Linked DNA regions of Homo sapiens: all the other regions are linked to region 1. The links are chromatin loops, found by intact Hi-C in ENCODE. Cell type or tissue: dorsolateral prefrontal cortex. All regions are shown on one strand. Links, peaks and the distances in the headings refer to the core of each region. The heading gives the core; the rest is flanking DNA.

Region 1 (7,867 bases), core at 1,967-5,966:
CACATTCCTGTTGTGTAGGCCCCCCGGTTTGTGGCACTTCGCTAAGGCAATGCCGGGAAGCTGATGCAGAGGGGTAAAGTGACAATCAGGCAGTGATTCCCCAACAGGTGAGCAGGACTGGGGAGGCTGGGGAGGCTGGGGAGATGACCCAGTCCACCTCCAGCACCCACCGCTGCTGAGAAGCCAGGCAGGAGGCAGTGGAGGGGAGGCGTTGAGAAGCGTGGAGACAAGCAAGTCTGGACCCTGCTCCGCAGACCAGACACCCCCCAGAGACACCCCCCAGAGAAGGCGGGCGTGGGAAAAGAGGCTAGGCTGGAACTACACCTGGGTGCCCCTCCTGGGAAGCAGGGGGTTTGTGAACACCTCCAAGGGGCCTCTCTGAAGCTGTGCTGTGGCTCTCGGCCTCCCCAGCCCCTGCTGGTGTGAAGAACACAGAAAGGGGTTGGAATAATCTAGCAGCTGCTTGCTGTCCCAGGCTGGCCAGCCCCCACAAAGTGTTCCCATCTGGCCCCAGCCTGCACAGGCAGCACTAGCAGCCCCCCGTGAGTAATTTGCAGGCTCGGATGGATGGGCAGAGCCCAACCAACTTCAGCCAGTGGAGGGAAGGCCTTGGCCTTTGCAGGTAGGGGAGACAGCTCAAGGCCAAAGATTCCCATCAAATCCTGAAACGCCTCTGCCCAGCCTGGCCACCCGAGACCGCACCCAGCCAGGAGCACTCCCCAGAGAGCCCACACACGCTTCCAGGTCTTCCTCCCCAGCCTGCCAACTCAGTCTCAGCATCACTGGTTTCATTTCACTTAAAAAAAATTTTGTTTCAATTTAGCTTCATTTGGTCATTTTAAAGAATAAGTTGTCTGTGCCCCCAGGTAGGGTTATTTTCTATGTTGCCCATCCTCTGCATAAGGCGTCACTGTCCCTGGGAATATACAGGGATTCTATGCCTGGCCTCGGAAACTGAAATGAAATAAATTTGCACCATGAGAGAGTAGGTCCAACTCTGCACAAATTAAAACAAAACACAACAAAAAATGTTTCAGCCAGAAGTAACATTCGACATGGTCTACCCCCATCAGCTCCTTTTACAGGTGAGGAAGTGGAGGCCTAAAAAGCTGGGAAGACTTGCTCAAGGTTATGCTCAAGGTTACATCCACCTCTTCCTGCAGGGTAGAGGCTGGAGGGTCTCAGAAAGGCTCCCTCCCTCCCTTCCTGCTTCACAGCTGGGGACTGGAGGCCCAGATCCAGACCCAGAAGCTGGAAAGAAATCCCAGGTTGTGAGGCCCGTCCTCCCACTCAGCCCCCAACTCTAGGCCTGGGACCCTCCACAGCCCTCCAGGCACCAGGGGACCAATCGGGATGGAACCAGCCCCTCAAGACCCAGGGCCACTACCTAGCAAGTCCCTCCTTATCTGGGTAGCCTATACCCCCCACCTTGCCTTCCCCAGACCCTGTGCTAGGGACCCCTGCCTCAGGAAGTGAGCCCTACTGAACAGATGGGGGGCGGCATTTGTGGCTCGCGGCCTCTTTCTCTGTCCCTCCCTCCCGGCCTGCCCCCTGCCCTTCGAAGAAATTGAATTCCAAGGAGGAAGAGGGGAGAAAGAACACCCAAACCCCTGCCTTCTCACTGCATAAATACCTAAATCCCGGGTCCTCCAGAGCCTGCCTGGAGCCTGCCAGCCGCTGCCTGCGGTCCTGCCCACAGCCTGAGGTCCCGGCCTGCACCTCCTCATAAGCCCACACTGGCGGTGCCATGCCATGGGCTCCCCTGGGCTCCCTCTGCCGCCCAGCCTGCCCCGCACACTCCACTCGCGCCGCCCGCCCTTTGCTGCAGGACGGGGCCAGCCAGGGCAACTCTCCGCAGCCCAGAGCTCTCGTCCCTTGAATCCTGCCGGTGGAGCAGGGGGCAAGGGGGAGCCAGGCACGCCCAGCCCCGGACCCGCAAGCAGGGACCCTCGGGGCGGCGGTCCGCACAGGGCAGGGGCTGCTGGAGACCCGCGGCCCCCACCCCCGACACTCACCGCGCGGTGCCCAGCGCGCGCCAGGGCTCCCATCAAGTCCTCTCGGAGCCCGCAGCAGGCTCCCACTTCTGTTTTTCTCTGACAGCCATGCAGGCAGCAGGCCTTCAGCCAGGCTCCCCGCCGCGCTTCCACGCACGCACACTCACAGTCACGCTCGTGCACACTCGCACGCACACGCACGCTCACGCTCATGCACACTCACACTCACATTCGTGTACATGTACACATTCACACCCGCATGCACACTCAAACTCACGCTCACGCACACTCACGCTCGTGCACGCGCACGCATACACACGCCCGCGCTCACACGGACACGAGAACTCGCCCCGCTGCGCGCCTGGCTCCCGGGACGCCTGGAGCTGGGGAGCGAGGGCCCCGGACGCCTGTAGCCGCCAGGGGAGGCCGGAGGGGCAGACGGGTGCAGAGAGCAGCCGGAAAGGCAGTGCCCGGCCACCAAGAGGCCGATTACTTGAGGGGCCTGAGGTGTGGAGCCCAGGCCGAAGACCCTGGGTGCGAGAAGGCAGCGGCCAGGAGGCCGCCCTAGAGCCTCGGGAGCGGGCGGGGGAAGGGGGATGTCCACGGAGACCAGAGTTGGTGGCTCTGACCGAGGAGGGCCTCGCGCTCCCCACGCCACTTGGCAGGGCTGGGGACACGCGCCCTCTCCCCCCTCTCCCTGGGGCCGCGCAGGGCTGTACCCGGGCTCTGCCCAGATCCCCTCGGAGCGGAAGATGCAAGTTGGCTTTTGTCTGACCCGGTCAGACAGAGCCGTTCTGTGGGATAAAGGCTTAACGCTCCGTGAACACGCAGAAAAAGCTCCGCGCTGGCCCTCTGACAATCCCATTGTCTCGGGCCTGAGCCCGGCGGTTTGGTCTGAAAGCGCCAAGTTCATGACATTTCAAAGAGCAATGATACTGGGAGAGGGGGGTGGGCAGGGGAGGGAGGGGTGTGCAGGAGAAATACATTCCTAAAATACGAAGTAACAGTATCTGACTCCCTCGCCAGCGCGTTCCTCAGCTCAGCCCCCTGCCCCACCCTCCACGAACCCATTCAGACCGAATCCCCTTCTCCAGCCCCGTGTGGACCCAGAGCCAGGCTGCAAAAGTCAGGATCACCAGGGACTGCGGTTTGGAAGGTGAAGGTGTGAAAAGATGCCCAAGTAGCTGCGTGGAAGCTTCCTGGAATGTCAGCAGAGTGACAGCAGCCGTTTAGCACAAGCTCCCATTGTCTGCACTGCCCCACAAGATAAGAATTTGCCAAAAAGGACTTTAGGTGCCCACATGAGTTTATTTTAAAGAGCTAGAGTGTTACTGTTTTCTTTCATTTGTATTACTGTTCGTACTATATCCTTTAAAAAAAAAACTATTTTCTGAGCCAGGAAGCAAAGGAGCTTCCATTTTTAGTGTTTAATTTGTTTAATGTGCCTCGGCAAAAGCAAATAATTCCTGAGAGAAAGCAGAATCCTCAGGAAATTGAATGTGTTTTGTCTCCAGCGAAGTTTCCCTTGAGTGATTTCGTTTGCTTTCTGTCTCGCCAAGCAGGCTCTGCACTGGGACCTCCAGCAGGCTGGGGCCAGGCTGGGCAGTCTGCAGCCCCTCTCCCCACCTTAGGTGGTGAGGCTTCTCTGATCCTCAGCCCACTGGCCAGGTAAACTGTGCTCCCGAAGAACAAAACGTAGCCTTGTAGAGTCATTCTAATGCGAGGAGAAAATAGGATTAGGCCAGAGTGTCAGCCAGGTAAGTCGGATTAACAGCAAGGTCCAATACATTTTGGCATTCTTGTGCTATTTTTAATTGTACAAAGGTATATGCTTCCCTTCCCTGGCTTTATTTAAAGAGGCTGTTTGTTTGTGCCCAAGAGGTAAATGATGAGCGATAAGGCTCTATGAGGAATTGGAAATGTATAACCTTGCAAAATGACATTTCGCCCTGGAAAGTGTGACACGCACACACGGGTAGATAAAGGGAGAGTGCGGAGCGTCCCGGGCTTTGTTAACGCTTCTTGCCCCCTGGCGTTGCTTTGATGGAAGGACACCCCACGCCTGGCTGCAGAGGTGTCTGCCAACGGCAGGAGCTCCTTCCCCACAGGCAGCCAGGCAATGACTACAAATCGATTCATTTTAAAAAAATATCCAAAGTCAGGTGTTAAAAAACGTATGAACCAGGATGGTAGGTCATTAAACCGTGGGAGAAAAGAGTTGGCAAAAACCTGCTTATATTATTTTTTAAAATATATATCTGTATTGCATTTTGCCACATGCAAATTTAGTCTAGGTTTGTTAATCAGGATCATGTGAGTGTGTCATAAATTAACATGATTTCTTCGGGGCAAGTCAAGAGAGAATGTATAATTGTTTAAGTTTGCAAATCATTTAGCAATTAACTTGGGGGGCAGAGGGCTGCAGTTCCCGGGTGGCCAAGGACATTCATGAGCCATGTGGAAGTTACTGAGTCGAATTGTAACTGTCCATGGCATTTCTGACCGTCCTTTCCAGGCCAAATGACAGACAGAAAGCCAGAGGGGACAGCACTGAATCCAAATGCTTTTGCATTCTGGGTGAGTGTGAACTGAGGGCACAGAAGCTTGGGGCCAAAGGAGAAGAAAGTTGCATTTGATCAAAGTTCCCCCTTTTGGGCAGAGGGCTGAGAGTGAGGATGACCAAGGGGTTTTGGCTTCCCTTTCAGACTCTGCATATGTGAGGTGGCAGGGCAGGGTTTAGGAATGTCATTTTCCTTAGATAGAGAAGGGTGTTCCCAAAAGAATTGTCCAGGGGTCAGGATTCTGGGAAAGCCATAACAGATGTATGTCTGTGAGGGCTTCCATCAGCTCGTGGAATGTTTTCTTCCTGTTGCAGAAACAGAAAGAGCAGTTTGTTGAATCTGAGAGTCGGTTTTGCCGACCTTGTTTAACTGCTGTCTGTCTGAGAGCTTCTTGCAGAGACGCTGGAGAATTCCTGGGGCGGGGGTTATTTCAAACTCAAGAATCTATCATTCCATTTTGATTAATCTGGTAAAGCAGGGTTCTGTTTCTCTTTTAAATTTTTTCTTCTTTTCCATATTTAACATAGATATGCATGTACATGAGAAGTAATGGACATTCAAAAAGCCAGATCCTGCTGATTCCACATTTCAATGGCTTGGTTTGCCAACTCATGCATGGGTGCCTCTAAACACTAATCAGTAATCCAGTTCATTGCTAAGGCTGCAGAGCTCCAGGATCTCTTATTTTCTCACAGGTGGGAAAAGACCCCCCGACCTTCTTGGTCTAAGCTCTCTTCTGGTTACTTGGTACCCACATGTTTACAAGGTATTTATTTTCATTAGACCTCCGATCGTTCTAAAGGCCTGCAGAGCCCAACCCTTCCTGCCTCCTCCTCTCCCCATCTTTAAGCTATAAAACCTTGGCGGAGTTTTCTGGGCTGTTCTCCAGGTTTTTGTTTTCCCCACTGTCCAGCATGGTACCTGAGATTGAGTGCAGGTGCAGCCGGCAGGACACAGTGGCTCCAGCGCCAGCTTCCGCTCCATCTCTACCCCATCCTTCTCCTCTGACTTATTTTGCTGTAACTCTGCACTTAATCTGATGAGGAAGGGTCCCTAGAATGTAGAATGTTGAACAAAATTCTCCCTAAAACAGGAGGAAGAGCTGGCCGTGGGGAGCGGGTTCTATAGTAGCTGCAAGTTGACCAAGTATGTAGAAAACATCAAAATGTGTCTCCATTCCCTTTCCTTGGGTCTGGGAGGAATGTCCCTGAGCCGTTCTTCCCAGCCCTTTTGTAACTAGCAGATGCATTTGTTAGAGAGGTCCTCTTGTTATCCCTGTTCTCAGCATTGTTCTTTCAGCTAGAAATTCACAGTAAAGGTGAGCCATCCTCCGAGGCCGAGGGGCATAGCTGAAACTCAGCAACAGGAACAGAAGTGAACCTCTCTTCACCATGTGTATTCGTGGGGTGGGGGTGGTGAAGGGGAAAGGAGATAGTGTTTGATTTTGTGAATCCAGGGTGAGGCTACAGGGACCCCAGAAGCCTCCTCTTCAGGCCCTTCAGTCAGCAAAGGCGGCCTCCCATCCCCAAGGCGCAAGCAGCGCAGATACCATCACAGCCGTAGCCCAAGCGCGCGGGCCCTCGGCCACTGTGTGCCTTCCCCGGACGTTGGTCTATGCGGAGCAGCCCTCAAGCCTGACTGATCCGGGTCTGCATCCCGCGGGTCTGGACGCGAGCTGGGCATCCGACCGCACCGCGGCGGGACGGGGAGCGCGGCCGCCTGGAGCTGCTTCTTCTGGGCGCTGGGCGCACGCTGCCGAGCGCGGGGCTGGGGCTTCCGGGGGCCAAGCCGGCTCAAGCCCGCACAGGCTCGCGGCGGGGCTGCCTGGCTGCCGCGTCTTGGATCCGGCCTGGGCCTGAGCTCCTGGACCTGGGGTTTTGTTTTGTTTCGTTTTTGTGGAGGAGAGGGGGTTTGGAGACATGAATTGCACTGGCATGGTGTAGGGGAAATATTTGGAGATAGTTGGCAAGAATTCATCCCCAGGTCCAAGGAGTCCAACTAAGCCCGGTTTTAGGGAAGCCCAGCCAGATGTATCTTGAGACAGAAAAGGACATCGTGCTAGGTCTGTGGGGCGGACGCTGAAGAGTTGCCCCGCTAGGAATTTCCTTCCTTTGCAACCGTGAAGGGCTCGCTGCTGCAGTCCAGTGAGCCGTGGGACTCCAATGCCTGCTTCCCACCGCCAGCCTGTTCAGGGGAAATCAGATCAAATCCACCTGCAATCACAACTCCTTTATCAGCTGGGGGGCCCCAAATCTAAAGGGAGAAATGGGACGCTTTAGGAGCCCACCTAATTTGTGATGAGAAATGGAGAAGGGGAAATTCATATCCAATAATAAACTGCTGTAAAAGTAGGTTTGGAAGAAGAAAAGTGAAAACAGTACATATGTTTGTAAGTATGTGCTCATATTTATTGAATATTTGTCTTCTCTAAGTATAGCTTTATTAGGTGTCATAAAACCCCTGAGTTGAGCAGAGTCCAAAAGCCGTCTTTTGGCCAAGCTCACACACATCAGCTCTCTTCCTGGGTGTCCCCCGTGCATTTTATTTATCTTTCAGTTTATTCAAACTTATTTTGAGCCACATGAAGGCAGTTTTATTTGGCTAGTAGAGATTGTGTTTAATTCATTGAGTATGCATTGTCAAAGTTTAGACGTCAATGCCAGCCTGAATTCCAAATTGGGAAGTTAAATATTTGTTTTTAATTTTCTGGCTCAAAAATGTTAACTAACAGAAATGATTCTTTCTGCTCTAATGTGCTTGCATAAATGGGGTTATTAGAACTTTCCCCTAAAACAACATTTGCTTCCTGTCCAGACACGTTGTGTTTGGAAACTTCACTCCTGGAAGAAATTTTTAATATGTATAAATAAAAAGTAAATGCCTGGCCTTTGAATGTTTTGGTACAGAGGCTTATAGGAGGAGGAAAATGAGAATGCAGCATTCCTATCTCAGTAGCTTGATTACAGACAAATTTAGGTTGTGGTGGAAAAGTATTAAAGGGCTTGCATTACAGAAAATATTGACACCAAAGTCCCCTTAATGGTTGTCCTTTATAAGATATGGAATTTTGTAAAGAATTTCAAGGTTTAATTTGCCAACTCTTTTAGGTTTGTTGTATTATTGTGCACTTAATCTATTTATACATACTTCTTAAATTCCGTGATTTGAAAATGACAGAGAACACAAATGCAAATAACTTCACACATAACCCTCATACTATTGGGAATGGAACCAGGAAAGACTACACCTTCTCTGTAGAGGTGTATTTCCAGTAAATCAAATTGCAGACAGTTTAAAACATGATGCTCAAAC
Region 2 (7,867 bases), core at 2,304-6,303, 150 kb before region 1:
GAGTCTGGGGTTAGCAGGAGGGGGGTGGGAGGGCTCTTTGGTGGATGGTCCCCAGATCTGCCACAGTTCAGGGTCACACGCGGGTGAAGGCGGAGAGCCCAGGAGACAGTGAGACCAGCCTGCAGGGTCCCCAGTGTCTGAAAATGAGGTTGGTGGCAACAGTCCCTAGTACTTACTTGCATTTTCTTGCAAGCACAAGAGGAAGGGATGGTGTGCAGATGGACTGCAGGGCTGGAGGCCACACTTAGCAACCAGGAGTTTCAGGGATCACCCCTAAATTGTTTTGCAAGGGCTGTTGGCCCATGGATGCCACCTTAATAAGAAAATTACTTCAGCAACAATTGAGAAAGATGATGGTGCAAGAAAATGATGTTCACAGGAACCTGTAAATTGCCATGTGAAAAAATCCGAAGGGTATTTTCCTATTATTAAGTGCAAAAAAGAGGTTATTAACCCGCACATACAGATGCCCTCTTACGTGTCTGTGTCTGTTCACTGCAGGAGGGAGCCTCAGGAAATACACTGAGACAATAGTCACAGTTCTTGTATCTGCGTATTACTGCTGAGCTCCTTTCTTTCTTTTTTTGTTTATCTGTTAAAATTTTTTCTATAATAAACATATTACTTGTTAAATTTAAAACATAAAGTTTTGAAGGTTTTTTTTTAGAAATCAAAAGAATTCCATGATAATGTAGAAATTCCTATTCTAAAAAGTAGCATTGTTCTTAAGAAGATGGAACACTATACACAGACACGTGATTTTGTTTCGTATAAAATATTCAACAGAGGCTGGACGCAGTGACTCATGCTTGTAATCCCGGCACTTTGGGAGGCCAAGACGGGTGGATCACCTGAGGTCAGGAGTTTGAGACCAGCCTGGGCAACACGGTGAAACCCCATCTCTACTAAAAATACAAAAAATTAGCGGGGTGTGATGGCACATTCCTGTAGCCCCAGCTACTCAGGAGGCTGAGGCAGGAGAATCACTTGAATCCAGGAGGCGGAGGTTGCAGTGAGCTGAGATCGCACCATTGCACCCCAGCCTGGACGACAAAAGCGAAACTCCGTCTCAAAAAAAAAAAAAAAAGAAAAGAAAAAAAATTCCACAGAAAGCTGTGATGTGGCCCTTCCTTGAATTGTCCAGCTTCATTCCTGGTGGTGTCACTGGCCCTGGAGCAGCCTCAGGAACCGATGCAATCCTCTATTTTTGCTCCATGCATGTGTCCTTTGGTGCTTTAAGAGTCCTCGGAAGGAGAGGCTGGAAGGGAGGTAGCTTCCCCCTTTATCTCTGCTGCTACTCTCTCTTCTTTCCATAACTCTCATTGGCCAAGGACCTGCTCTTCTGAGACACGTGGGTCTCATCTCTCAACCATCTAGAGGACATGAGAAGATGTTAGCATGCGGAGTAATAAATAGCCCCGGCTCCTTTACTTACAGTCCTCATGTTCCTTTCCTCTCAAAGAAGAGCAAGAAGCATCAACAGATGGATGCTCTGGTCCTTACATCCCTAGGACTGGGGGTTGTATACATTTTTAATTTATTTGGTGGCTTTTATTGTGTACCATCTTCTATTTTATTTCTCTTTTATCTTATTTAAAAAGAGAAACACCATCACTCATTTTTATTTAAATTGCTGGCATGATTCTTTACTGATGGTGTTTGTCAGAATAGTTTAAGTATCATACACTGCCTGGTGTCAGTGTGGATCACCACGAGCGTTGAGAGTTGACTTCTTGCTCATGTCGTAGTCTAGTGTGGGTTGGCACGGGGCTCTGCTCCACTTGGTCATTCAGGGACCCAGGCCCTTCTGTCTTGTGGCTCCTCCTCCTCCAAGCCCGAGTCCTGTTCATCCAGCAGGTGGATGGGGAGAGAGAGCATGGAGGATTCTGTGGGAAATGTTTACAGGCAGGGCTAACAGGGAGGGGCCTTGCTTCTGCCTACGTTCCACGGCTGGGACTCCAGCACATGTCCTCACCTAGTTGGAAGAAGGGCTGGAAACAGTCGAGCTGTGTGTCCAGGAGGAGGAAGAAGTGGAGTGTGGTGACCATATAGCAGGTCACTGGTCACTGGAGAGAAGCCTGGTAGCATGGGACAAAGAAAGGCACCTCAGTATGGCCCTGGATGCATTTGGTGACCTGAGAAGTTTCCTGAAACCTATGACTATAGGTCTCAAGCACAGAGCGGCCCGTAGGCTTTCTAACCTCCCAGTACTGCAGAAATAACCAGCCCCGCCCAGGACCTGTCTGCTGCAGTGGGTGATCAGTCATCCACAGCCTCCCCTTCCCTGGGGACTTCACTCCAGGTAACCACAGGTAATGCTGCAAGTCCCTGTTTCACCACTGCATGCCATGGATTTACAGCATCCCATTTCAAATGGCACCTGGATCCCCACTGCCTCTGACCCCGCCAGGTGAGGACAGCCCAGCCCAGAATATCATCCCGGAGGGTTTACTACCTACAGCCAAACCTTGCACCAAATAAAATACTTGCCAGCCTCCAGTTGCAAATCTCAGAAACACTTGAGCTCTTTTAAATGGAAAGGAATTTACCTGCCTCTTCATACCACAATACCCTCCCCATACCTGATTCCCATGAGAAGATGTTGTAGTCTTCTCCAGAAAATCCTGATGATAGCAGACGATGCTTACCAGAGAACAGCAGAATCGGTGAGAAGTCTGGCTCTCCGTCCACCGCCTTCCAAATCACAGATGAATGCATCCAATGACACGACCCTGATCCCATAGAACCCTCCAGCTGCAAATGAGTCTTGGAAGTGTAGGGCTTTGCTTTCCAGCCTCTGCAGCCCCGTGGAAGGTAGGATGGGCCCTGAGTGTCACCTCCCTATTTGAAGCCTTCTAGGATTAAATCAGGCCTCGTGTGTAGGCAAGGAAGGGAGAAGGGGTTTTGGGGAGGCAGTTGGTTGGACCTGTCTCATGATATGTGCTCTGTTCATTCCCGGCTTCCTTCATGTCCTTTGGTAAAGCTTTTCTGTCTTACTCCTGTGGATTCTGTACATTTCTTGAGTGTATCCTTATGCCTTGTGTGTGTTCGGCTGCCATTGTGCCTGAGTGTGTGCACCTGTAAGCTCTTGGCTTCTCCCATCTCTGGATCATGATTCATCTGCAGTTGAAATGCTCCCTTCCTCCTCTCCCAAGTGTTCAAACTGAGAAGGCTCTCCCCTGAAGCTTCTGCTGTTGGTCCGGCACAGCTCACCTTCCTGGAGGCAGGGCACATAGGAACAGCTGGCATTAATACTCCATGATGATTGAAGCCCTGGCACCAATGCTGGGTCCATCCCACAAGTGCTTGCATACTGACCAGGCAAAGGCAGGAGCCCCACAAATGTTGGATTTGGCATTAGGGAATTGGGGATGCAGGAGTGTTTTGCCACTTGTTTGTTTTTGAGCGGAGCCTTCTCCGTGCCCTTTGCAATGTGCTGTGCATCCAGCTGCCTTTTCTGCTGAACACAGCCCTGCTCTCACATCAGCCAGGTCACCGCTGGGCTGTCTCAACCTCCCTTTCCCCAAGCTGGGGTCCTGTGCCCACCAGAGCCAGAGAACCGCCGACCTCCTCAGTCACATCCTCCCAGGAAGATAGGTGATGCCCTCCAGCATCTCTTGTCCACAGACACCGAGCAGAGGCTGAGCTCTGACTCCCCAGCCTGGTCTTTCCTGCTCAGGAGCCGCCCAGCGCCCGCTCCCTCAGTGCCCAGAAAGCCCTGTGCTTTGCATGTTAGTTGTGGCCTGACTGTGGCCTTCACCGGAGGCCGGAGTCCCATTACGTTCCAGTCTCCACGCCAGCCCCTTGCTGCTGTGGGGGCAGTAGGGGAGGTTCAGGACCCAATTCTATGAATTGCCCGGACCTGCCACCAGGGCTGCCTCGCTCAGTGCAGTGGGCCATCCCGCGACGCTGTGAGTGGAGCAGGCTGAGACCTCAGCCCCTGCAGCTGATCCGCCTTCCCGGTCAGTCCCACATGCTAAGGCCTGACGTCATCAGGCCAGGGTGGAAACTCACACCTGGGGGAAGAGGAGCAAGTGTTCGCATCGAGTGTGTGTGTGTCTGTGTGTGCACATGCAAGTGCACATGTGCATTTGTCTGTGCACGTGTGTACACGTGCATGTGTGTCTATGCATGCGTGTGTGTGCCTGTGTGCACGTGTGTGCATGTGTGCCTCTGTGCACGTGTGTGTGCATGTGTGTGTGTGCATGCACGTGTGAGTGTGTGTGTGTGAGCTCAAAGTCACCTATCTCAGAGCAGAGACAGGGAAGGCGTGGAGCAGCTGCGTGGGCTGGCAGCCTATCTGGGCACCAGAGGAGGCATCTGAGGCCATCAGGAGACTGTGCCTGGGTCAGGGGAAAGGAAAGGCGGCTTTTCCTGCTTACCTGTTTTGGGGCCCCTAACCCGCTGCAGTGCACATACAGGGCAGGCATGTCAGTGTCCTAGGGGGACGCAGTGCTCTTCCCGGCGGGGCCAGCAGGGGGACCTTTCCCCCCGGGCTTCCAGTCCTCCGGCCGCCACCTCAACAAGGGGTTAACACCCCCTCCCCCTCCCAAACCTCAGGGATTAAAAATTTATGCTGTCCCCAGGGGATGTGGGGAGGAGGAGGGGATGTGGGGGACACAAAATTAAAAGGGAAAGAGATTATTTTTAATCCTCTTGGTGGGTGCTGAAACAATGCCGGGAGAGCAAAGCCGCTGAGAGTTTGTCCCGTTAGATCCAGGCGTGAAGGACGGACTGTACTACAGGGAGCAGGTAATTACAAACTGCACATCTTTCTCCTCTCCGTAAGAAATTCGCCTTAATCCCATAGCTATTGCTTCTCCGGTCAAAGGTGCTCAGATTTTCATAACGCCCGGCGCTGTGGACGAGTGGAATTCACATTTGATACCCGCTTTTCCCCTCGGGGGTTTCACGCCGGACCGGGACGGAGCGAAGCGACGGGCCCTGCTGGTGCTGCGGGGCTTCCCGCGCGCTGGGTGGCGGAGCTGGCCCCGCTCTGCGCGGGCCGGAGCGTGCACCTCGCTGTCATTCTGAGGCGCGCCCTGCACCCGCGGCGAGGTGGCTGTGCAGGCCTCACCTGGGCATATGCTTAGAGTAAACAAACGTTAACTTTGCGTGGAGAGCCACCGGGAATGAGGCACAAGCTCGTTTTGTTTCCCCTCCCTCTTTGACGAACGGGCATGTTCCGAGCCGGCACATCCGAGCAGACTCACTTATCTGCCAGGTGACAATGTCAGACCCCGAACGAGAGGTGCCTGGCTCTTTCCTCCCTCCAGCCGTTCCCGTCGGGCGCGGAGTGGGTTTTGAGGGTGAGCGAGGCCGCGCCGTTTGGGAGGCGCTGTTTCTGCGGCTGCCTGTGTGGTGTGAGCCACGCAGATGTTGTCACTGTACGGCGTATGCTTGGTTACTCTAACTGCAATAGAAGATCCTCTAGCGATGTGCAGAGCTTGCACCTGTTAGAAGGACGTTGAGTGGGTATCGATTTGGGATTCTTTTGGTTGTTAATAGCGGTAAAGGAGAAATGAGCACGTTTTGTTTTCTGACTGTAGACTCAGACGGGTGGTGTGTGAGGGCATGAATTTTCCTGACTGATGAGATGAACTTTATCCGTCATGGTTCCCAGGGACTCCCAACACGCATAGCCAGGAGACGGCGAGGCACAAGCACACAAGTTCGGTCTGTGTGTTGCAGACCGAACTCCATGAGCGAGGCAGTTTTTCCATTGTAATAATATGGGAAGATATTGTAGAGGTATTATGGGATTTTAAAATTCAAATTCTTTTCAGTTGGATTTGATTGAAAAAAAAAATTCTCAGCAACCTATTTTAGGAGGAGGTGGTAGGAACCATAAAATATAGCAGTGGATCATCTGGGGTCCTCCCTCTATTTTTGAGACGGAGTCTCGCACTCTCGCCCAGGCTGGAGTGCAGTGGCGCGATCTCGGCTCACTGCAAGCTCCGCCTCCCGGGTTCACGCCATTCTCCTGCCTCAGCCTCCCGAGTAGCTGGGACTACAGGCGCCCACCACCGTGCCCGGCTAATTTTTTGTATTTTTAGTAGAGACGGGTTTCACCATGTTAGCCGAGATGGTCTTGATCTCCTGACCTTGTGATCCGCCCGCCTCGGCCTCCCAAAGTGCTGGGAGTACAAGCGTGAGCCACGGCCCCGGGCCCATCTGGGGTCCTCCTTCTAAAGAGCTGGAGAAGGCTGTTTAAGAACAGTTGGGAAAGGCAGTGACCTACAGGAAGACACAGAGCCTGCAGGGACACACAGAGACACAGCTCTCTTCTGTGAGCAGAACCCACGAAGCTAGCTTTGTCATCAATCAGCTATAAAACCAATCACGCTGAATTTTCAGAACCAATATTTCCTCTCTAAATGTTAGTATCATTTTAACTTATGAAGTATCCTCCTAGACATTGATCTCTGCAAAATCTTATGTATTAGTTTGAGCAGATGCTGACGCATATCTTGCTTTATTTGCTCAAGCTGTCAGTCTGGAATCCAGGTTGATCCGGTTCTCACACTTTAACCTGATCCACGCAGGGGGAGTGACAGTGCGCACAGTGAGGGCCACTCATCTTGCTCGGGGCTTCTTGCTGTTGCTTCCGGGCTGACAGTGGCCAGAGGCTCAGGGCTTAGGTGGCTCTGGGGAACTGGTGAAGCAAAACGAGCCTTTTCTCCACTTCTGAGGCACCGCCCTGGAGCTCTGCCCAGGCTCTCTCTTAGGCCGGCACCCATTGGGCCTGACATTCTTGCTGGGATTCCCTGTTTGCTGTCTGCCTGGTGTGATTGTGTGAAGCTGAATGCAGAGAAAGCTCCCAAAGGGTCAACAGGGCTGCTCTTAGGAAACAGAAGTACAAATAAGGAATTATCCCCTCTCTGAACGCTGGCTGTGTCTCTGTGGGCACAACCCCATCTGACAGGGAAGTGCCGATATCCTAAGCTGCAGAGAGAGGAAGAGAAGGACCCACTTTGAGCAGCCTATAAGTCAGGACCAGCCGGTTGAAGGCTTGGCGGCGTCCAACACCAGACTGCGCCATCCAGACACTGTTTTAAAACTTCTAAATTAGTTGTCGAAGCCTCTCAAACTTAAATGTCGTGGCTAGCCTAATTACCTACATGTTATTTAGATTCTATTTCTTGAATCTCAGTTTCTAAAAACATCAACATTTAGCACGGAAGGCAATTACTTGTCAAGAATTTTGGCATAGTGTGAGCCCAAATTTTCCTTTCAAAAAAGGCTTTCTGGAATGAGAAGCCTGTGAACAGCTAGAGGAGAGAGTGAGTGGTCACACCGTTTGCAGCACCGGCTCTCAGCTGGGGCCTGAGGACGCAGGGCACGCATGCCTGTGGGAACTAGGCGGGTTGTGTCTGGGGACAGTCAGATTGGTTCTGTGCTCAGTTTATAGCCAAGGATGTCAAGACAAACTGCACAAAGGGCTCCACCTGAACAAAACTATGCGGAAGGCCAAGGCAGGGAGACCATCAGACTGGAGAGCAGACAGCCTTCGTCCCAGGAGAATGACTGAGCCCAAGTTTCTACTTTTGGACCTAGGTTCTATGCCAGTGGTTCTCAACTGGGGATGGTTTTGTTCCCCAAGGGACATTTGGCAGTGGCTGGAGACATTCCTGGTTTTCACAACTGGAGGGGAGGAGAGGCTCCTGGTATGCAGTGGGTGGAGGCCAGGGACGCTGCTCAGCACCGCAGTGCACAGGGCGGCCCCACAGCACAGGATCACTGGGTCCCCCACGGCAGTAGTGCTGAGGGTGGAGAAACCCTGTTCTATGAAAGTCAGGAATTTTCTTCACTCAAATGCAGCATGCCAATGTTTAGAGGAAGTTGTGGCTGTAGCCATATAAAGAAT
Region 3 (7,867 bases), core at 2,304-6,303, 450 kb before region 1:
TCCCTTCATGAAGTCAACCTCTAAGAATCCCTCCCCTTTCTGTCATTTTATTTCTGAAACTGCTGGAGGTTTGCAGCCAGATAACCAAGTTAGAAATGTTTCCAGAGCAAGCAGCGTCCAAGTGGGGGTTACTGGTGCGTTCTGAGTACACGAGGCCCCTGCAGAGATGGGGTGTGTGAGGGTAAACAGTTTGTGTGTTTGCAGAAGGCCTGATGGAATTTTCCCACCAGAATTGTAAGGATTGCACCAGCTGATTCCAGCCTCCATAGGAGGAAAGTCCATGCAGAACCAGCGCTGAAATGGCCGGCTCACCGCTTTCGGAACAGTCTGCCCTGGTGTCCTTATCTACTCGTCTCTGTGTGTCACTGGCCAGGGGCTTGAAGGGCTGCCCTGGTTTTACATTTGGAAAAACTGAGGCCCCAAGAGGCAAAGAGGCTCCCAGGCGCACCGTGGGAAGCAGAGCCCCCCGACCCCGCGCTCCTCCCACTGCACTCTCTGTCTCTCTCCTCGCTGAGCACAGGCCTCCTGCACAGCGCCCGAGCCGCGCAGGATATGAAGAAAGGAGAGGCGTGCGCGGTCAGCCCACCCTCTTCCTTGAGCGTCTCTGCCAGGCTCCAGGCTGAGGAGTGGGGACCACCGTCTGATCTCTCCGTGGCTCAAGGGTTTCAGGCTGGTGACCACATCGGTATCTATGGCAACAGCCCCACCACGTTCGCATCCCAGAATCGGACCTCCTGGCCCAGGCCGGGGTCTCCTGACAGCGGAGGACTCAGCCAGAAGATGCAGAAGACCGCTGCTGGGAAACCCGCCGGCCTCTACCCAGCTCCACAGGCTTCTGCCCGGCTCCACCGGCTTCCCTCTCCCTCCCTGAGGCTTGGTGTCCTCCTCTATAAAATGGACAGCCCCGGCTGCCCAGCCTCCCTCACTAAATTGCCAGAACGAAGGAGGTGCTTTGAGAAGTGACAGGCACTGTGCAAACCTCAGGGGCCTCTCCCCTGTCACTCACAGGGCACCCGGTCCGCAGAGCCTCACCTCCTCGGGTGCATCCGGGGTGCTGTTCGGGCAGTGGCTCGGCAGAACCAGCAGCCAAAGTGGCTGAGGGCAGAGTCCCTGACCCCCCGACAACCCGGTCAGAACTCACTCTCCCTTGGTGCCCGGAACGCAGAGGCGCTTCGGAAACAAGATTTCTCATCTGGGTAATTTCGGGATGGCTCCTTCGCCTCGGAACCTGACTTCACTGCCGGGGTCCGCCTCTTACCCCATCCCTGTCTGCCCCCTGCACGCTCAGCCCACTCCTCCCTCCCAAATGTCCCCAGCTCTCTCAGGTCCTCCACCTTGACTGAGAATTCCAGATTTACAGCCTGGGCAACATGGCAAAACCTCACCTCTAAAAAAACACAAAAATTAGCCTGCCACCTAATTAACCAGGCACGTGCCTGTAGTTCCAGCTACCTGGGAGGCTGAGGTGGGAGGATGGCTGGAGCCCAGGTGGTCAGGGGTGCCATGAGTCAAGATCATACCCTGCCCTCCAGTCTGGATGACAGACTAAGACCCTATCTATCTCAAAAAAAAAAAAAAAAAAAGACAGAGAGAGAGAGAGAGAGAGAATTCCAGATTTTGGTCCCGCTCATGTAATTCCCAATTTCACTTGGCAAACGTGGCCTCTCCCTGACTATCCTCCAACTTAGCATCAGTGAGGCCCAGAAATGGCAGCACAGGGCAGCCAGCAGGGTGTGGTGATGGAGCTGTTGCTGTAAGGCACGTGGATACATTGATGCCAGAGGTCACGTCCCCCTTGCCCACCCCTCCCAAGGAGGACGTGCAGGGCTGGACTGGGTGAGAGCCTCACTGATCCAGGGCCTTGGACTCCTCCCCTGGCACGCACAGTGGGTGGTGTTTTACCCATCCTCCTACGAGTCACTCCTTTCCAAGTGCCACATCCCCAGAGGACGTGCCAGGTGCGGCTGCTGACTGCGCTGGGGCCCCATTAAGGCATCTGTCTGCCTGACTGCACAGCTTAGGTCATCATTGGACGGGGTAGGACCCCGTGGACCCGGCTTCCCTTGCATCTCTCAGCTCTTCTGGGAAGGAGGCCACCTCCAGCACTAGCCCAGGAGACGAGTCAGTTACTGGCGTCAGAAGGGGAGGCCCACCAGAGAGAAAGAGAGAGTGGGCCCCTTCTCACTGGAAGGAGGGGACGGCCTTTGGGCAGCCCTGGGGTGTGCACCTGCTGGCACCTGGCCTGGCATGTGCTCCAGGTGCGGGAGTGACTTGGGGTGCAAGGCAAGGCTCTGTGCTGAAGGCTTCATGTGGGCACTCTGTGTTCCAGCTTTATGGAGGAAAGACTGAAATATAAAAATCATAGGTATTTAGTGCGTGCAACATGGTCTTTTGTATAAGTACACACTGCGAAATGGCCATGACAATCAAGCTGACTAACACATCCAATAGCTCACACGCTTTCCATTTTCCTGTCTTAAGAACACTTGAGATCTACCGTCTTTGCAAATTTCAGATATACTTTATTACCGACTATAGTCACCCTGCTCCCCGTTGACCCTCCAATGATAACTGAAACTTTGTACCTTCTGAGTAACAGCGCCCCATTCCCCCAGCCCCCAGCCCCCAGTAACCACCATTCTACAGGCCCCAGCCCCCAGTAACCACCATTCTACTCTCTGATACTATGAGTTCCATGTTTTCTTAGATTTCACATAGAGGTGAAATCATGTATATTTGACTTTCTGTGTCTGACTTATTTATTTCACTTAGTATAATGTTCACCAGTTCCATCCACGTTGCTGCAAATGAGAGGATTTCACTGCTTTTTATGGCTGAATAGTACTCCATTGTGCACATACACTGCATTTTCTTTATCCATTCATCCACCAGTGGACACTTAGGGTGATTCCAAACCTTGGCTATTGTGGACAGTGTTGCAGTGGACATGGGTGTGGACAGCTCTTGAGGGCATTGATGGCATTTCCTTTGGGTACATGCCCAGGAGTGGAATGACTGGTGATATGATTTCGATTTGTGTCCCTGCCCCAATCTCACGTCTACTTGTAATTACTAATGTTGGAAGAGGGGCCTGGTGGGAGCTGATTGGATCATGGGGGTGGAGCTCCCCTTTTCTGTTCTCATGATAGTGAATGAGTGCTCACAGGGTCTCGTTGTTTAAACGTGCATAGCACCTCCCCCTTTGCTCTCTTCCTCCTTCTCCAGCCATGGAAGAAGTGCCTCCTTCCCCTTTGCCTTCCGCCATGATTGTAAGTTTCCTGAGGCCTCTCCAGCTAGGCTTCCTGTACAGCCTGTGGAACCATGAGCCAATTAAACCTCTTTTCTGTACACATTCCCCAGTCTCAGATAGTGGTTTGTTTGTTTTTTGGGTTTTTTTTTTTTTTTTTTTGAGACAGAGTCTCGCTCTGTGGCCAGGCTGGAGTGCAGTGGCGCAATCTCGGCTCACTGCAACCTTCCAATTCCCTGGTTCAAGCGATTCTGTTGCCTCAGCCTCCCGAGTAGCTGGGATTACAGGCACACACCACCACGCCCAGCTAATTTTTGCATTTTTTTAGTAGAGATGGGGTTTCACCATGTTGGCCAGGATGGTCTCGATCTCCTGACCTTGTGATCCACCCGCCTCAGCCTCCCAAAGTGCTGGGATTACAGGTGTGAGCCACTGTGCCTGGCTCAGGTAGTTCTTTATAGCAATGTGAGAACAGATTAGTACCACTGGATCATATGGTAGATCAAATTTTGGATTTTCAAGAAACCCTATACTGTTCTCCACAGTGGTTATGCAGTCTTGATAAGTCAAAATAACCACAATGTTGAATAAATGAAGCAAAGCGTGGCAGCCTGTCCACATTGTCACCTCCTTCTTCTGGTTACAAAGTCTCTCTGTGGACTTTGTGCCCACCTGGCAGGGCTTTCCACTGGAAGTCTCCTCCTGGAGAAGCACTCTGCCCCAGCCAGAAGAGCGAGAACCCCAAACTGTGCACACAGTAACCGGCCCAGAGGAAGCACGTGAACCAAGAAGGCCAAATCCAAGCCTCTTAGGGAAATTACTAGGGATGCCAAAGACCCCAGAGCCAGGTGCTGCCAAGAGCCGTCTCTGCCACTAAATAGAGAGCTGCTTGAAAATGAAATCAACAGAGACCCAGGTGCAACAATATGGCAGACTGAGCTAAGCCGGGACCACATCTCTCCTGCACAAACAAGAGATGATGGGTAACATGTCAATTAATACGTACCTGGAAAGGAAATAAAGAGATATCCTCTGGTGACTACAAAAAAAAAAAAAAAAACTTAAGCCAGATCCTTAAGCTTGTGAACTGTCATTGCAACAACCCAAGGGGTTGACTTGGCCTCTGCTCATTTGAGGCAGGGACCTCACTCTCACCCTGAACATGGAAGGGCTTCTATCACAGGGAAGGGACTGACAAGGGGATGGGAAAATGCTAACCTTTCACTCCAAAAAGCAAAAAAGAAACATGGCTCTGCCCAGGACTCTGTGTCAGAAACAAACAGAAGCCAAAACAGAAAGTCCTCTGCCAGGAGGAACTGGAGATCCCAACAGTGCCACAGATGGGTGTGGTCTCCAGGTTTGTGCCCACTGCACGGTGCACGGCACCCCAGCCAAGAAATGCACACGACCCCTGAGGCACAGAAGCAAGTGTGAAAACTCCGTGCTTTCCTCTCCAGGGACTCAGAGCCCCTTTGGTGTGGTTCATGACAGGACTCGCTGCCTTGAGTTACTTAAACCACAGGACTGGGTGTTACATTTCGACCAAAAGACAGTCTGGGAATGGTCTTAGACAATAGGAGCTGACTAAATGCTTGTGAAATAAACGGAAGTAGGAATAAATGATGGTACATGAACCAGAGAACACGCTTCTTCCGGATGTCTCCGGCCTCTGGAAAATACCGGGGTGCACGGTCCCTTGAATTTTAGGGCTGGTTCATGGGCGGGACTTTGAACCCACCAGAGAAGCCCAAGTGGACGGAGACCTCACACTGTGATTGAGGGTCAGGGTCTGTTTTCTAGTTCTGCCCACGCAACCTCCTCAACCCTTGACATGAGCGAGGCACCTGCATTAGAGAAGCTTCGGTTTCCTCGTCCAGAACATTAGAGGGTTGGATCCGATTCCTGGCTTGCATTTTACTTCTAAGTTTTGATGACGGCCTCCTGAGATGATACCATACACACTTTTCCTTTTCCTTTTCCTTTTCTGGTTGTTTTTGGGGGGTTTTTTTGTTTGGTTGGGTTTTTTTTTTTTTTTTTTTTTGATGAGTCAGAAACTCAAAGATTTCCTGGGATGTCTGCGGACTCTGCCCTGCTCAGAGACAAGGAGCATTTTCTAGACCACATTCTGTTCCCTGTTTCATGGTCGGCTTCTGAGCACTTTGTTTTTGTTTTGATTTTCCTCTTTGCTCTCTGAATGATGATTTATCTGGTTTTTGGAATAGAGGCTGAAAGGCCTAATTGTGTGTGTGGCTTCTGAGGTTGTTTCAATTTATAAATATTTTAATAGGACTTTTATTCCTTCATAACAAATATCTTAAAAACCTTTGTACTCAGAGCAAATGCCTTGGTTTTTCCTATTTAAAAAAAAAAAAAGAAGAAGAAATTTTTTTCTTTCCCTACCTTAAAAGAGAGAAAAAAGGAAAAAGTCAGGAAAACTGCCACAATGTGAGGCATCCCTAAGGAGCCTGTGGTAGTCATACCTGATTTAAAGCAGCTCTCCAAAGCCCTGATGGCATTAATTTTCCATTATTCCTTACAGAGATTCCAAACCTAAGACAACAGTCAAGAACAGATATCCCTCATTTTAATTAAACTTCTTAAGGACTGTATTATTGAGTACATAAGACATACAAGATATTTCGACCTCCAATTTGAGAAATCGTAAAACCAAATGAGACCACAGAAAACTCCGTAGTTCAGGAATACAGCAGCCCAGACCTATCCGGATAACACACTGAGATGAGAGAAGGACAGAGCAGCCCAGTTCTTTTTTTTTGTTTTTGTTTTTGTGTTTTTTGAGACGAAGTCTTGCTCTGTCGCCAGACTGGAGTGCAGTGGAGCAATCTCAGCTCACTGCAACCTCCGACTCCCAGGTTCAAGCCATTCTCCTGCCTCAGCGTCTTGAGTAGCTGGGACTACAGATGTGTGCTACCACACCCAGCTAATTTTTGTATTTTTAGTGGAGACGGGGTTTCACCATGTTGGCCAAGATGGTCTCGATCTCTTGACCTTGTGATCTTCCCGCCTCGACCTCCCAAAGTGCTGGGATTTCAGGTATGAGCCAGCGCACCCGGCTCCAGAGCAGCCCAGTTCTAAGAGAGAGTGGAAGCCAAGTGAAGGCAGGGAAGGAAAGGGAGGGACCACGTCCTTGCAAAGACTGCCCCTCGCGTCCACGCCTATTTGTGCTGGCTTTTTCCCTTCCAGTGTGCTGCTTAGCCATGTAGATACGGGTTTAGGTTTGAAAACTCTGCATAAGATTCTTGGTTCACCTCTGACCTAATGCCTTTTCTTCTCAATCAATCTTTCCTCTTGTGCTGAGTGCAAGACCTTACAGAATATTCCCCCAAAAATCACTTCAATCATCCCAGGGTGTGTCTACCTGCCACCAAACGTGTCTCTGGAAACTCAGAAAGACGACTCATTTCAGGGACTCAGATGTCTGACATTCTGAAGACACAGACTCCCAGCACACTTCCTTCCTGTACCAGGGGGATTGAGAATAAAGTGTGGAAACATGCACTGTGTATTAACCTAATGGTTAAGCCCAGGAAAAAATACTGTCTGGGCTTGGATATCGTCACAGTGAAATGTATTCTTGCCCTTAGAGCTGCTCAGATGATGTGATGATGCTGGAAGCCAAGAGATGACAGCAGGATTGAACTATTGCCCAAAAGCAATTACTGATTAGAATTGATTATTTCTACAAAGAAAGGTGACTGATGGATTAGTTGTCACGTCACAGCAGGTTTGGGAAAAACTGTCATAACTGAAAGGGACTAAGCTACCAAAAGACCATAATGCTTCAAGGATTCCTCTGGATGCAGCTCTGCAAACCTGAAGTTAAGAGAACGTTGATGCAACCCCTGGATTTTCCAGGGCTGTCCTTGAAAGATCCCATCCTTGTTCTTCCCCTTCCACCAAATGAAATGATCCCATCATTGTCATAACACCTTGCGGCGTGAGGAAGTCGTGTTTAAAAGCACACGCTTCTGCCATGCCTCTGAGCTTTACAGGGGATTATAAAAATGCAGACCTCATTTAAGCCCACAGTAAATTAATGGGAAATGATATGTGACTAAATATTTGAAAGCTGTTGCCGTGCCTTATTTGATTTGCCTAATTACGTGTTTTACTGCCTCCTTTATGGAACTGTTGCCTAAGGTATCTGAAGTCTTTATACTTACTTCTTCCTTAATAGCTGAATCAAAATGCCACGTGATCACGTTGGCATGCAGCCTTGAAATTGCGTCCAAGCCCATTGACGTGTGTTTCCGGGAGGGAGATGACTCTCCTAGCCCTTGGTGGTAGAATGTTGGGAACCGTAGATCGGCCTTCTTAACCAATCTGATACAAAGGCTCTCCCAGCCACTCCGTCACCTCCTAACCCCATGGCTTCTCCACCAAGCAAAACAAAACAAAATAAAACAAAACTAGGGTATAAATATGTCAGGATAAGAAAGAAAACATGTACACAACATTCAAACACCGTCTGCCACTGGAAGAGACTCCAGGACAATTGTGCACATACTTGGCCTGCTACCATGGCCCGGCGAATTCAGCGGTTACCATGGCGGGGTAGAGCCTGGAGGAGGACTCCAGAGGGCAGGCTTTGTGTGGGCA

What was found. Hi-C counts contacts between places; a loop is a spot of excess contacts. Peaks named below come from ENCODE experiments on the same cell type or tissue, not always from the same donor. Only the 100,000 strongest peaks of a DNase experiment are listed, where the experiment ranks them.
Region 2: a loop joins it to region 1, with 4 times the contacts of the local background. A loop is called at or near these places in 19 of 110 quality-filtered maps.
Region 3: a loop joins it to region 1, with 9 times the contacts of the local background. A loop is called at or near these places in 2 of 110 quality-filtered maps.

Annotation. Positions count from the first base shown.
Region 1 is chr7:155,376,464-155,384,330 of GRCh38, reverse strand. LINC03010 (long intergenic non-protein coding RNA 3010) reads right to left here and starts at 2,255. Exons shown (of 3, transcript NR_147174.1): 1 at 2,016-2,255. RefSeq lists enhancers at 1,386-2,197, 2,198-3,009, 5,745-6,245. In dorsolateral prefrontal cortex, for the core only: CTCF peaks have their summits at 3,826 and 4,029; DNase peaks (open chromatin) are centred at 2,260, 2,859 and 4,020; H3K4me3 peaks cover 1,319 bases; H3K27me3 peaks cover 4,000 bases.
Region 2 is chr7:155,530,645-155,538,511 of GRCh38, reverse strand. All of the region lies in intron 2 of CNPY1 (canopy FGF signaling regulator 1), which reads left to right. Among named protein-coding and RNA genes, the nearest start is that of CNPY1, 12 kb to the left of the region's middle. In dorsolateral prefrontal cortex, for the core only: a CTCF peak has its summit at 4,489 (motif pointing right); no DNase peak of the experiment used is centred there; H3K4me3 peaks cover 1,329 bases; H3K27me3 peaks cover 2,924 bases.
Region 3 is chr7:155,824,348-155,832,214 of GRCh38, reverse strand. No RefSeq gene overlaps it. Among named protein-coding and RNA genes, the nearest start is that of SHH, 16 kb to the right of the region's middle. In dorsolateral prefrontal cortex, for the core only: no CTCF peak of the experiment used is centred there; no DNase peak of the experiment used is centred there; H3K27me3 peaks cover 1,263 bases.